Linked DNA regions of Homo sapiens: regions 1 and 3 are each linked to region 2. A link is a contact called in ENCODE Hi-C data. All regions are on one chromosome and are shown on one strand. The core of a region is the stretch at or near the end of the contact, and the rest is flanking DNA. Distances in the headings are between cores, read along the strand shown. Region 1 holds the start of DNAI7 (dynein axonemal intermediate chain 7). Region 2 holds the start of AEBP2 (AE binding protein 2). Region 3 holds the start of STK38L (serine/threonine kinase 38 like).

Region 1 (4,571 bases), core at 1,507-4,006, 5.8 Mb after region 2:
TCAGAGGGCATAAGAATCATATGGGAAGCTTGTTAGAAATGCATATTTATGGACTAAACGTGTGTATGCTCACTTCTCTTCCTACACTGTGGTTTAGTAGATGTTATGGGCTGAATTGTATTGCTCAAAAAATTACATGTTGTCCGGGTGCGGTGGCTCACAGCTGTAATCCCAGCACTTTGGGAGGCCGAGGCAGGGGGATCACCTGAGGTCAAGACCAGCCTGGCCAACATGGTGACACCTCGTTTCTACTAAAAATACAAAAATTAGCTGGGCGTGGTGGCATGCACCTGTAATCCCAGCTACTCGGGAGGCTGAGGCAGGAGAATCGCTTGAAGGAGAATCGCTTGAACCCGGGAGGCAGAGGTTTCAGTAAGCCGAGATCGCGCCATTGCATTCCAGCCTGGGCAACAGAGCGAAACTCTGCCTCAAAAAAAAAAAAAAAAAAAAAAATCATATGTTGGCTGGGTGCACTGGCTTACTCCTGTAATCCCAGCATTTTGGGAGGTCAAAGTGGGAGAATCACTTGAGCCCAGGAGTTTGAGGGCAGCCTGGGCAACAAAGCAAGACCCTGTCTAAAAAAATTTAAAAATTAGCTGGGTGTGGTGGCACGTGCCTTGTACTCCCAGCTATTCAGGAGGCTGAGTTGGGAAGATTGCTTGAACCAGGGAGGCTGAGACTTCGATAAGCCATGATGGTGACACTGCATTGCAGCCTAGGTGACAAAGCGAGACAGTCTCAAAAAGAAAAAAAAAAAAGAAAAAAAATTCATACGTTGAAATTCTGATCCCCAGTACTTCAGAATTTGATCTAATTGGAGACAGGGTCACTGCTGATTTTATTAGTTAAATTAAGATGAAGCCATACTGAATAGGGTGGGCCCCTAATCCAATATGATTTGTGTCCTTATATAATAATAATTTTAATATACTCAGATGGAGAATGCCATGTGAAGAATGAAGTTTTGTTGCCACAAACCAAGAAACTACTAGAAGCCAGGAAAGGTCTGAACAGATCTCTCCCTAAGGCCCTCAGAGGTATCACAGACCTGCTGACACTTTGATCTTGGACTTCTAGTCTCCAGAACTACGAGACAATAAATTTCTTTTCTTTAACCACTCAGTTTGTGGCAATTCCTTACTTGGCAGACTTAGGAAACTAATACAGTAGATTTGGAGTTGAGTGGGTTCCTGGAATCTGCATTTTTAACAAGTACTCCGGGTGCATTAGAAATAAATGTTCCATGGGCCACACTTTGAGAAACATTGGGAGAAGGATCTAAGAAGAAGAAGAAACTCAGGTAACAAATTGGAAGGTAACAAGTAAGTGCTTACTGTTCCCCCAATTTATTAGCAATTATAAATTGACTTAAGGTCCATTTGCATTCCGCCAGGAATGCTCTCCACTCCCTATTTCTTTTTTTCTCTTTTTTTTTTGAGACGGAGTCTCGCTCTGTCACCCAGGCTGGAGTGCAGTGGCACAATCTCGGCTCACTGCAACCTCCGCCTCCCAGGTTCAAGCGATTCTCTTGCTTCAGCCCCCTGAGTAGCTGGAATTACAGGTGCGCGCCAACACGCCCGGCTAATTTTTGTATTTTTAGTAGAGACTGGGTTTCACCATGTTGACCAGGCTGGTCTCGAACTCCTGACATCGTGATCTGCCCGCCTCGGCCTCCCAAAGTGCTGGGATTACAGGGGTGAGCCACCGCGCCAGGCCTCCACTCCCTATTTCTTCCCACCATATGTGGAAAACTCGTATTTATACTTTAAAACAGGTTGAAAAGCACCACTCTCCTTCCCTTGTTTCCCCTCACTGAAATTTCATCATTTCCAACTGTGTGTTACCCCATTTTAGATGCTTCAATTGTTACAGTTGTAAAGCTGTATTGTAATTAATTTGTTTAATCTGTATCCTATAAGCAGAGTTGTCGTCATGTTCTTCTTGGTATTCTTGGCTTCTAGCCCAGTGCCAAGTACAAAGAATGCACTCCACATTTTTCCCTTAATTAATGAATTAAATAAGTAATTACATTCTCCACTTCCTCTGGTTTTAATTATAGAAAATGTCTTGATGGAAACCACATTTAAGAAAATCAGAGATACTCTCATAGCTACATGTTGGCCTGTCTCCTTGCTGAAAACATGGCAGTTGAGGAGTGCAGAAAAACAAAATGAGAAGCCTTATCATATTTAACTAATGCAGGATGAGAACCTTGAATCACAAAACAATTCATATTCCCACAAAAGACGACATAAAATATTTTTTCAAAGCAGAGTAAATTGCATTAGCTTTTAATTAACTGCTGGAGAAGTACTAAAACATTTCCGCCAAGTTGCAATAAGAAAATTTAGTGGGAACGTCTATCACTACTGAAAGTTACTAGGTTGGGACCAATTTTCAAGCTTAGCAACATTCGAGATCAGGATACCGTGTGACAGCTTTGACCATCTCCCGTTTGCAGAAACTGGTTTGGGACTCCTACCTGTCCGCCTGGTCCAGGTAAGGAAAGCCATTGCTGAGAAGAGGGCCGACCCACCCCAAGGTATGAGTTATTTCCCAAACCGACCCGCTTCGCTGTAAAATATGACTGGCTCTTGATTACATTATTTAACACTGGTGAAGCAGAATCAGTGGTCGCCCCTCCACCTGTCTGCCTCATTTGCCTTGCTCACCATTAAGAGTCAAGCTCCACTGCAGTAGTCCGCAGAGTCGGAGCAGAAATTGTGTGGACAAACGCTCCCGGGTTGCCCGGACGACAGGCCCCGCCCACTTGAGCTCCAGGAAAAGAGCGCAGCCGCGCGGAGGCTCTTCCGGCCGGCGCCCCGCCCCCTTTACTGACAGGTTGCCCACCTCCCCCAACGCCACCCCGCTTCGCAGTAGACGGACAGAGGAGTCGTAGCGGTCGAGGCTTTTGCGGCTCCGGCGTGCCGGAAAGTGCGTGAGTGCCGCCGCCGGGGAGTTTTGTTCCATTTCCCGGATCCTGGGGTCTGGAGGCGAAATATGCTCTGGGCGAGGACCACCGGGTGTGGGAAGAGGGTTCTGAGCGTCTCCTGACGTTGACGGTTTATTTCCTAGAGTGTGTTGGGTCTTTCTGTGAGGGTTTCGAGAAGGAAACAGGCATGCGACTGGTTCATGCAGCGGACACCCGGTGGGAGGCCTGGGCCTCTGCGGTTTAATCCAGCAGGGGGATGGGGCTCATTCCGCAATTTAAAGAGAGAAATAAGTTGGCTCCAGAGGGTTGGTTATTTTAAGATTAATGACCTTCGGATTCTTCTTTCTGCTCTATTGTTTACTTTCTGTGCAGCGTACGCGTCCTTTTTCCTAAGAGCGCCCTAAACAAGAATTGAAAATGAAGCAATTCCTGGCTAAAATATTCCTTAACATGAAGATCGCTGAGGCCCCAAAGACTCATTAGTTTCCCGAGGTCACAGACTAATTTTACTAACCACACAACCTTTAGAATTTCAGTCTCCTCCCACATGAAGAAACGCCGGCACCTTACACCGACAGGAAAACTACAATTAAGTGAGGCTGTTCTCCTCAAGCCCGACTGAGTTCTCTGTAATTGTAGGGCATACCTACACCCTGTTTTAGCATTATGAGACCTGAAATACTTTTAAATTACTGGCACCATTTCTCATCTCTGAATTATAAGTTTATAATGCTCTATCCCTTCCAGTGTTATTGACTACATGCATTATTCATAGATAAGTAGTAGGACTAAGCTAGTCTTTGTGGGTTAAAGTGTTATTATCCCTATTGTAACCTGTAACTATTATAGGTTGTGTAATAGTTATTAGCATTTTACATCCATATCCTGGTAGCAAGATAAAAACATTTTAATAGCGACTTCGTACAGAGTTCTTACTCAGTTTACCATAGCTGTTTGATATGAAAGTTAAGGCTTCCTTTTAAATTAGTTTCAGTAAAACTAATGTTTAATGATAAAACACCTCAGTCAACTCAAGTTAGGATTCATCGGGGTAAGGAGATAGTTCAGTAATCCCAAGTTACCTTAAAATAGTGGGCTTTTAGAGGAAAGGCTTTACTGAAGCTCTCACTGTATCTACCCCATGGGGAACAATGATTAACAACTTTGGCCACCACATAACCCCCAGTAAAATGACAATTTTCCATTAGCCTGGAACTGGAACTGGTTAAGTCCTAACTCCTTAGCCTAGAATGACAGGGGGAAAAAACTATCAATGGGGACTGCAACCGCTGTCTCATCCAGCGCACACATCCAAGTTTTCAGAATAATAGGGGGCTTCTCTTAGTCCTTAACTCTTGGCTCTTTACTTAAAACAGTAACCTCCATGACTTCATGCAGAGTTCAGGAGCAGCCTCAGGGCCCTGCTGAACTCAAAATTGTTTATTCACTACATTGTGAACCCAAGGAGACCTATTTCTCTTAGTGGCTAAAGTAAACCTAAATGCTTCAAGGTCAACTGCATAAAGATAAACTGCATTGCCTGGTGTGGTGGCTCACGCCTGTAATCCCAGCATTTTGAGAGGCCAAAGTGGGTGGATCACGAGGTCTGGAGATGGAGACCATCCTGGATAACACAGTG
Region 2 (4,284 bases), core at 57-2,556:
CCTTTCACAAGTCAGGTGGTTTTCAGTTGCTTGCTTTCAACAAGTTGAAAGAGAACCTAATCAGAGTTGTCAGCTGACAGATCATTAAAAGTATTTTTTCTTTGTTAGATCTTTATGCGATTTTTGGGCATATAATGCGAAAGGCATTCAAAGAATTGTGTGGCATTACTATAACAAAACTCCATTCATTCTCATCTGCTTTTTTTATGCGAACAAGTTTTCTCAACACTTATATCCATGGAATTGAAAACTTGGAATAGAACTGATGCTGAACTATTTCTCAAAAAAATCCATCCACTGAAGGTCATAATGTATATTAGAAAAAAGTCCACCCAAGTTCATTTCTGCAAGATGCATTGCCAATAAAATTTTGCTTTTGTGTTTAGTACTTACAAACATTTGAAATAGATTTGTTTTGATCGGTTGAAATAAGAGCTTTATGATCACAGAAAATATAAAAAACAACCCAGATACTTCAATTTATGTTCACATTTTTATTACAAGTAAGACGATCAAAATAGTTCAAATATAAAATATATTACTAGGATAAAATTCTAGAGGAGATATGCAACGTCAATATGAGTTCCAGAAAACAATATTTGGAAATTGTATTTTCCAAACTGTATTTTAAAAAAATGGATATTAGTGGGTGTTAAATCCCTATGGTATTTAGAATCCATTGGCTATACAGTATTTAAACAATGCGACAGATGAAATATTTATAAGCCGGAAAAATGTAGCTGTCATTCTAAACTGTATAAGAACATACACAGCTTTACGAAATTGTTTTAGAAGGCTCATGAAGTAAAAAGTTTGAGGACCCTGAACCAAGATGTTTGCTCTGGGTTCAGGATGTCAACATCTCCAGGGGTATTCAAACATAGGGTGTATTAAAACCTGTCGCCCTGTGTTGCGCATAAAAATTTAGTACCTTACACCGTAGTGTTTTAATTTTTGCCCATTTTAAACCGCTCTCTTCGTAGACTGTAGGCTCGTTCTATTCCTGGCTCAGCTCCTGTACAGAGGGGACACTCCTCAAACACCCCCGGAATGAATGAGTTTATCGTGAGAACTCGGAAGGCTGCTAAAATCCCCGGCCAGCGTTGGAGTTTTCAGTCCGCGTGTCCCTGGGCTTCGAAGCCCGGCAGGGCGTGGGAAGGCCCCGAGGAAACGCTGAGCACTTGCAGGCGCCGGGGCGGGGGCGGGGGCGGGCACTGGGCAGCGGGGCGGGCGCCGGGCGGGGGCGGGGGCGCAGAACCCGCAGCCGGGGGAGGTGCTGCCTCGTGCCGCCGCGCAGGCGCGCAGCAGTCTCCGTGTGAGTGCGCGTAGTCGCGCGCCTGTCCCCGCGCGGGCTCCGTAGCGCGTGTGCAGGCTGACGCAGCTCGCGGGCCCTCCTCCTGCTCTGCAGCGGCGTCGGCGGAGTTTTGGGCGTTTGGGAGGGGGGCGAGGGAGAGAGAGTCGAGAGAGGGAGGCGGCGGTGGGGAGGAGGAGGAGGAGGAGGAGCAGGCGCCGCCATGGCCGCCGCTATCACCGACATGGCCGACCTGGAGGAGCTCTCCCGCCTGAGCCCTCTGCCCCCCGGCAGCCCGGGTTCGGCGGCGCGGGGCCGGGCTGAGCCCCCCGAGGAGGAGGAGGAAGAGGAGGAGGAGGAAGAGGAGGCGGAGGCCGAGGCGGTGGCGGCGCTGCTGCTGAACGGCGGCAGCGGTGGGGGCGGCGGAGGCGGCGGCGGAGGAGTGGGGGGCGGCGAGGCAGAGACGATGTCGGAGCCGAGCCCCGAGAGCGCCAGCCAGGCCGGGGAGGACGAAGACGAGGAGGAGGACGACGAGGAGGAGGAAGATGAGAGCAGCAGCAGCGGCGGGGGTGAGGAGGAGAGTAGCGCCGAGAGCCTGGTGGGCAGCAGCGGCGGGAGCAGCAGCGACGAGACCCGCTCGTTGAGCCCCGGCGCCGCCAGCAGCAGCAGCGGGGATGGGGACGGCAAGGAGGGCCTGGAGGAGCCCAAGGGACCGCGGGGCAGCCAGGGCGGCGGCGGGGGCGGCAGCAGTAGCAGCAGCGTAGTCTCCAGCGGCGGCGACGAGGGCTACGGGACTGGGGGAGGCGGAAGCAGCGCGACCTCCGGGGGCCGGCGGGGCAGCTTGGAGATGTCGTCGGATGGGGAACCCCTGAGCCGCATGGACTCGGAGGACAGGTCAGTGCTCTGAAGCGTTTCCCCTTCCCTTCCTCCTCTTGAACTCCCGGGCCCCTCAGAGGGGGACCAAGGCGACGTTTTGCCGCGATCCCCCTGCTCCCCGAATCCTCGGCCCCTCCCCCAGACTCTCAACTCGGAAATCTCTCGCCGTCGCCGCCGCGCCCCTCTCGCAGCGCATCGCGGCTTCCAACTCTCAAACCGTTCCCCCCCAACTCTCCTTTCCCCGCCCTCTTTCCCCTCGGCGCTTCGCTCCTCACGGACCTCAGGACGGCTCTAACTCGGAAACAGTCCCCAAACGGGCCCAGATCCTCTGGCGGAGCAGAAGAGGGCCTTGATGTACACACGTCGGTACTCAAGGTTAGCTTCTTCCAACCGTGTTCGGGAACACTTGTCAGAACTACAATTGACAAGTGTTTCCAATATGGCTGGTCTCGCCTGGATTTAACAGAACTTCCTTGTCCATGGGAGAGACCCCAGCTATCACTTTTCTCTACTTAAACAAAAAAAGGACTGTTCTTTTATATTAAATCATTGCCTCCCAAATCCCTCATTTGTAGTCAGTCATGTGGTCTCCAACGTGATTTTAACAATCTTTTCTATTTGTTTTGGGAGCATATCTGGGAAAAAGTTTTAAACACGTATAAATGGTTGTGGAAAAGAATAGTGAATTGATGGCCTTTTAAGATAACTTTGCGGAATCAGAGAGTTGGAATCGTAACAAAATACAGTCTTGAAGGTACAACGTAGTTTGCGGCTTTATAGTAATGTTTCAACATGAGAGTCATGATTTTAAATGATAATATTTAAAGTCATGCATTGGAGAGGTCTCGGAAGGAATGAGTATTATTTTTCTTACTAAAGCTTGTTAGAAGTAACTGGAGAGTGACAAAAATGCGCATTTTTTCAGAACATTTAAAAAGTGTGATAGTGTATGTTTCAATTGTCTTATCATTACTTTTGATCTGTTTGGGTTAGTTGGTTTTTAATGTACTTTTAAAAAAACGAGAATCACATGCATATTATGCCACTTCTAAAGTGTATTAGCGTTTATTTTGACCATCTATGTTTTGACAATCACATTTTTTTTAAACATGCTCTCCAGAAAAGTATAGCAATGGAAATTTTAGTGGTCGATAGTGATTTTCATTTAAGAGTTTAATATTCTAAAGTTCTAGGAATTCTGATTAATTGATTAAAAACGAACACCTTAGTATTTAATGCTACAAGTAATACAGAGTCCTGGATATTTTGAAAATCTGGCATTAGATTCTGTTTGACATTAACGTCTAGTTAAGAAAATATCTTCGGGTAAAGTAGACTGTATAAACCTTAGAAAAATTGTGTTGAACTGTGTAGGCATGGGTAGGAAGGAGAATGTCTTCAAGAAAATTAAAAATTGATGTAAACTGCACAATGAAGCATGTGCTATTTTTACCATTTTATGCTCCTCTGATACCATTACATATCTGAAAGTTGACATTAGTTTATAAAATCAGCGTTTTTCATTTACTCAGTATACACGTATTATGCTTGCCTACCACTGTACAAATTAGATGTCTTCCATTTCATTCCCACAACTATGGTGCAAGATAGGTATTATTTTGACTTCTGTTTAACAGATGAAGAAGCAAGTTGAGTATCTTACTCAGGACAGTAAATACAGCATGGAAATGGTGGGCTGGATATGAGCAAAGGTTCTCAAGTCCCCTATTATTTCCACTGAAGAGTTAAAATAATTCGCCTTAAATAAGTTGAGGCCGGGCGCGGTGGCTCAGGCCTGTTAACCCCAGGACTTTGGGAGGCCGAGGTGGGCGGATCACCTGAGTTGGGAGTTTGAGATCAGCCTGGCCAACATAGTGAAACCTTATCTACATTAAAAATACAAAAATTACCCGAGAGTGGTGGCGCGCGCCTGTGTTCCCAGCTACTCGGGAGGCTGAGGCAGGAGAATCGCTTGAACCCGGGAGGCAGAGGTTGCAGTGAGCTGAGATGGTGCCACTGCACTCCAGCCTGGGCGACAGAGCGAGACTCCGTCTCAAAAAAAAACCAAGTGATATGTGTCAGAGTTTTGTTTTTAGTTAGTGTCCATTTACTACATC
Region 3 (4,099 bases), core at 1,092-3,591, 7.8 Mb after region 2:
TTCCTCAATAGGAATCACACATATTTTCTACCCCATTAAAGTTGTTGTAGATATCTCAAAATATTGTTTCTGTGTATCATTACTACAAAATTACTGTAGGTCTTGATCTTATTATTTAATGCATTAATAAAGAGGCAAATATATAACTATTTTAGTTATCTATGGCAGTGTAACATAGTATCCCAAAAGTTAGTGGCTTAAAACCACAAATATTTATTGTCTCACAGTTTCTGTGGGCCAGAAATCTGGGCTTGGCTAGTTGGGCCTGCTGGCTCAGTATCTGGTTTTACAAGGCTGCAGTCTAGGTGTCAGGTGGGGCTGCAGTCATCTCAAGGCTCAACTGGGAAAGAATCTACTTCCAAGCTTACTTACATGATTATTGGCAGTATTCAGTTCATCACAGGTTGTTGGACTGGGGGCCTGAATTCCTTGGTGGCTGTTGACTGGATCTCTCTCAGTTCCTTGCCATGTGGGCTTCTCTGTAAGGCAGGTCACAAGACAGCAGCTGGCTTCCATGAAAGCGAGCAAGTGAGAGAGCAAGGACAAGCAAGATGGAGCCCAGAATATTTTTGTAACCTAATCACGGAAATGATATCCTAATCACTTTTGCTATATTTCCTTTTTAAGAACTAAGTTACTAGAGAAGGGAATTACAGAAGGCAGGAATACTAGAAGGCGTGGATCATTGGCAGCCATCTTAGATGCTACTACTACTTACCACATAATTATATTACAAACTCACTTTTTAGTATTTTGGTAACTGTATGTTAACATTATCAATTTCCTTTGTAACCCTAGGTAGTTTATGCATTTAAGAACACTGTTTTGAAAAGGGGTCCATAGACCACCAAAATTCTGGTTCATAGCTCTAATTTGTTTCAGTTGAGGTACTTTCAACAACTTCCCAGGGAAATTTGTTTACAATGGTCTCAATTTAGGAGAATTTAGGAACTAGAGGTCAAAGTCTTAGGCTATCCCATATTAACCTAGACTGCTACTCTATACTAGTTCATATTACTCTAGTATGGCACATTTGAAGACATAAATTTGCTGTGGAACAAACCATACACTGTTCTCAATCTTATCGTAGCATTTGAATGGTATGTGTATGCGTGCAGTACAGGGAGAAGGGTGTATAGGCCTGTCAAGCTTGTCTGATCACAATTAAACCTCCTATGCTTGTATATGACAACTGTCATTTGAGTTTCAAAATGACCATATAAGTGGAGCTGATCTCCCCAAAAATACACTAATTACCAAACTAGAGCTTTTCCCACTACTAAGCTATGTATGAAAAAGCACAGTGTAAGAAAGAGAAATGAGGTAATGCTTCTTTCCTAGGTGTTTTGCTCGTGTCACCTGCTCTTGGGAAACCTAAAGATGACAGGTGGCATTTCTAAGTGATAGTTTTTGCAAGCACAGTACCAGCTTCATACGTTGTCTCAGTAAGCTAAAAGCTAAGAATATTTTATAAGACCTCCAATACTCATATTGAGGATAAACTTGCCAACAATAATTGGGAGTCATTCTCTCATTTGGCTTTCCCAAAGGCCAGTTTTGTCCCCAGACGCAAATTGCATCAACCTTCCCAAAGTTGTCCCTTTTGGGTCATCCTATAGGGGAGTGCTCTTCTGCACAATTCTCAGATCCTACTGATAAAGCAGGCCAGTACTGTAGTTATTTTAGATTTTCCAAGAAAACTCAAACAGGTTTTTAATGTATTTTTTGTGGCATTTACAAATCCTGGTTCCTCTCCAGTCTCTGGAGTCCCCTCATGGTGAAATGGAAGCGTCAAGGAACCTGGGTGGCTTCGAGTCCCCACAGCTACCGACTGAGCAACTTAGCTGATCCATCTTTGTTGACAACTGTTTCCCAATCTGAAAAATGCGTGAATTCTCTCTTTCCATTTCTAACATTCTTTGCATTGCACTGTTTGAAAAATTCGGATGACATTTAGAATGTGACTAATGTCGCAACACATTAGGCCACTCTCAAGAGAGGCCTGAACAGGTTTGGCGTAAAAACGGCAGTGAGGTGAGGCTGGTGAGAGGGGAAGTGGCGACAGTTCAGTCAACTCCCTCAAAACCAGTCTGGCCTTCACCAGGCGGAGATGGGTGGGGCCGGGAAGACGGGCGTTGACGACAGAAGGCTACTTCCGGCTGTGGTGCGTATGACGTCAGGGCGAGTCGGACCGACCCAGCCACCGAGAAGCCGAGGAGGCAAGGCTCGCGAGAGTTCAGGGAGGCCGCCCTGAGATTCCGGCGAGGCCGCGGGTCCCACCTCCCGGGGGCGGGGCGAGGGCGGAGCGGGGAGAAGGGAGCTGACGGGCGCCCGGCCGGCTGCGGTCCGTGCGGAGGCTGAGCCGGCCGCGGGCGCGACCGGAGGCAGGTGAGTTCGCGGATGTAGCGCTCGGCTGAGGGCCCGAGCTCGCCGCGCCAGCCCCAACTCTGCGAGCAGGAGCAGGAGGAGATTTTAGGTGTCTTTGGGTGTCCAGGGAAAGCCGGGCTAATTCTGGGGCTGGAAATGTCTCCGGGGAACCTGCGGCGACGGCCTTGGCCCTCTTATTCCCCGGGGTGATACTGGCCCCATGTGTCCAGAGAGGGAGCCTCGCACCCGGGGAGGAATCTTTGTCCTCTGCTCCTTTCTCCTTCCACTCCCCGGCCCCCGAGCACTCCGCTCCGGGTCCCCGCCTGGGCTTCACAAACAATAACAAATGTCGCGGATCCTCTCCGGGTAGCCCCAGCGCTCCCGTCCCGTGCCCTCCAGCCGATGTCACCCAGAGCCAGGATCCGAAGCATGGCTCTTCAATTGTGGGGGCTGTTTGTGTACCGTTCCTAAAAACTGATGCGTCAGATTGCCAAACATTTCTCAAGACAGACTCAGGAAAGCCTCCCAGCTCCTAGAAGCCACGGAGTGCTCAAAACCAGTCTTAGAATCTGTCTTTACCATTGCACCCGTAGCCCCTTCCTTTCAAAATCATTTCTCCCACTCCTTTTTTCACCTTTAGTATCGAGGTCGAACGAGTGGTTATTTGGTGTGGGAGTAGAAAAGAGTATAACCGATTGAGTAGGGCACGTTTCACCTTTAAAAAGTTGCCAGGTTGACAGCAAAAGAACAAACTTTATTTTCAAAACCAGTGGCCTCCCCTTTTACTGGTGCTGCTTTTGTTTTGTGGAATAGCTTTTCGGGTTCTAAGTTTGGAGGAATGATATAAAAAGAAGTGGGAGGTGGGGGGAGGGCTAGTGGCTCTGGAAGTAGTGGCTTGTCCAAAAGTAGGATGCTATTGTTTCTCACTTGATAAAATGCAGAACCAACACTTTTACCCATTTCACATAACTTGTGATAAGTTTTGAGAGAAGCCACTTAATCGGAAATGGCCTATTAGCTTATTTTACTGCTCAAATCTGAAAAAACAGCTTTAAGTGATTTAAGTTCTGCCTCTTGATTGTAAGATGGGGATTGATGAGTGAGACCTTGTCTTTTTTGGCGCTGGGGCTTACGTTTGACCGGTCTCTCTACTTTAAGGCAGGGCCTATTGTACTTAAGCCCATTTTTGCTTCCTCAGTACAGATTCTTGAAAGTTCTTTGTCTCAATCATATATGTATATAAGGTACTGTAAACCTCTTTGAATTTGATTGGCCTTTCTCTCTGTGCCTCAGGATATGTAAAACAATTAAGTTTATTATACTCTCTCCCCAGTGGCTGAGAGGTATTGTATGTGAATTAGCCACCCTTGTGACTATTTGAGGAGAGAGAAGTTAGTCTAAAATATTATGTTAAATTATGATATTACATAATTTTATTGCATAAGTTCATCAAACTACTTCCATCTGAAAAATCCTGATCTCAAAATAGGTAGGTACAATGAATTAAAAAATGTTTTGGTTTGACCTCACTTAGCTTTGTTTTCTCCTTGTTAAGATGGCTGATAATGTTTCCCATTTGGTTGTGATGTGTTTAGAATGAGAAGCAAAGTTGGGTGTAGTTTTTGTACTCTTTTGAAAGGCCTTGCCACTAGGAATGAAAAAATTAGACTTAGAAAACACACATTAAATAGAAGCAGTTTTTCTCTAGCCATTTGCTCTTGAGTTTGTTTTA

What was found. A loop is a pair of places that touch in the nucleus more often than their neighbours do. Pooled maps may share reads with other maps.
Region 1: a pooled map shows a loop between it and region 2 (2.6-fold over the local background). The contact joins the promoter of DNAI7 here to the promoter of AEBP2 in region 2. A Hi-C loop is called at or near these places in 3 of 50 pooled maps.
Region 3: a loop to region 2 is called in a map of naive thymus-derived CD4-positive, alpha-beta T cell, with 23 times the contacts of the local background. The contact joins the promoter of STK38L here to the promoter of AEBP2 in region 2. A Hi-C loop is called at or near these places in 2 of 168 maps with a recorded cell type or tissue (CD4-positive, alpha-beta memory T cell and naive thymus-derived CD4-positive, alpha-beta T cell) and 5 of 50 pooled maps.

The regions. Positions count from the first base shown.
Region 1 is chr12:25,192,404-25,196,974 of GRCh38, forward strand. It overlaps DNAI7 (dynein axonemal intermediate chain 7), which reads right to left and starts at 2,757. Exons shown (of 16, transcript NM_018272.5): 1 at 2,673-2,757. The coding sequence starts at 2,675. It overlaps ETFRF1 (electron transfer flavoprotein regulatory factor 1), which reads left to right and starts at 2,834. Exons shown (of 3, transcript NM_001001660.3): 1 at 2,834-2,934. RefSeq lists an enhancer at 3,075-3,194.
Region 2 is chr12:19,438,186-19,442,469 of GRCh38, forward strand. It overlaps AEBP2 (AE binding protein 2), which reads left to right and starts at 1,307. Exons shown (of 8, transcript NM_153207.5): 1 at 1,307-2,185. The coding sequence starts at 1,515. RefSeq lists silencers at 1,175-1,424, 1,485-1,634, 1,645-1,744 and enhancers at 2,395-2,444, 2,475-2,564.
Region 3 is chr12:27,241,945-27,246,043 of GRCh38, forward strand. STK38L (serine/threonine kinase 38 like) reads left to right here and starts at 2,342. Exons shown (of 14, transcript NM_015000.4): 1 at 2,342-2,388. RefSeq lists enhancers at 1,053-1,112, 3,701-3,750 and a silencer at 2,171-2,410.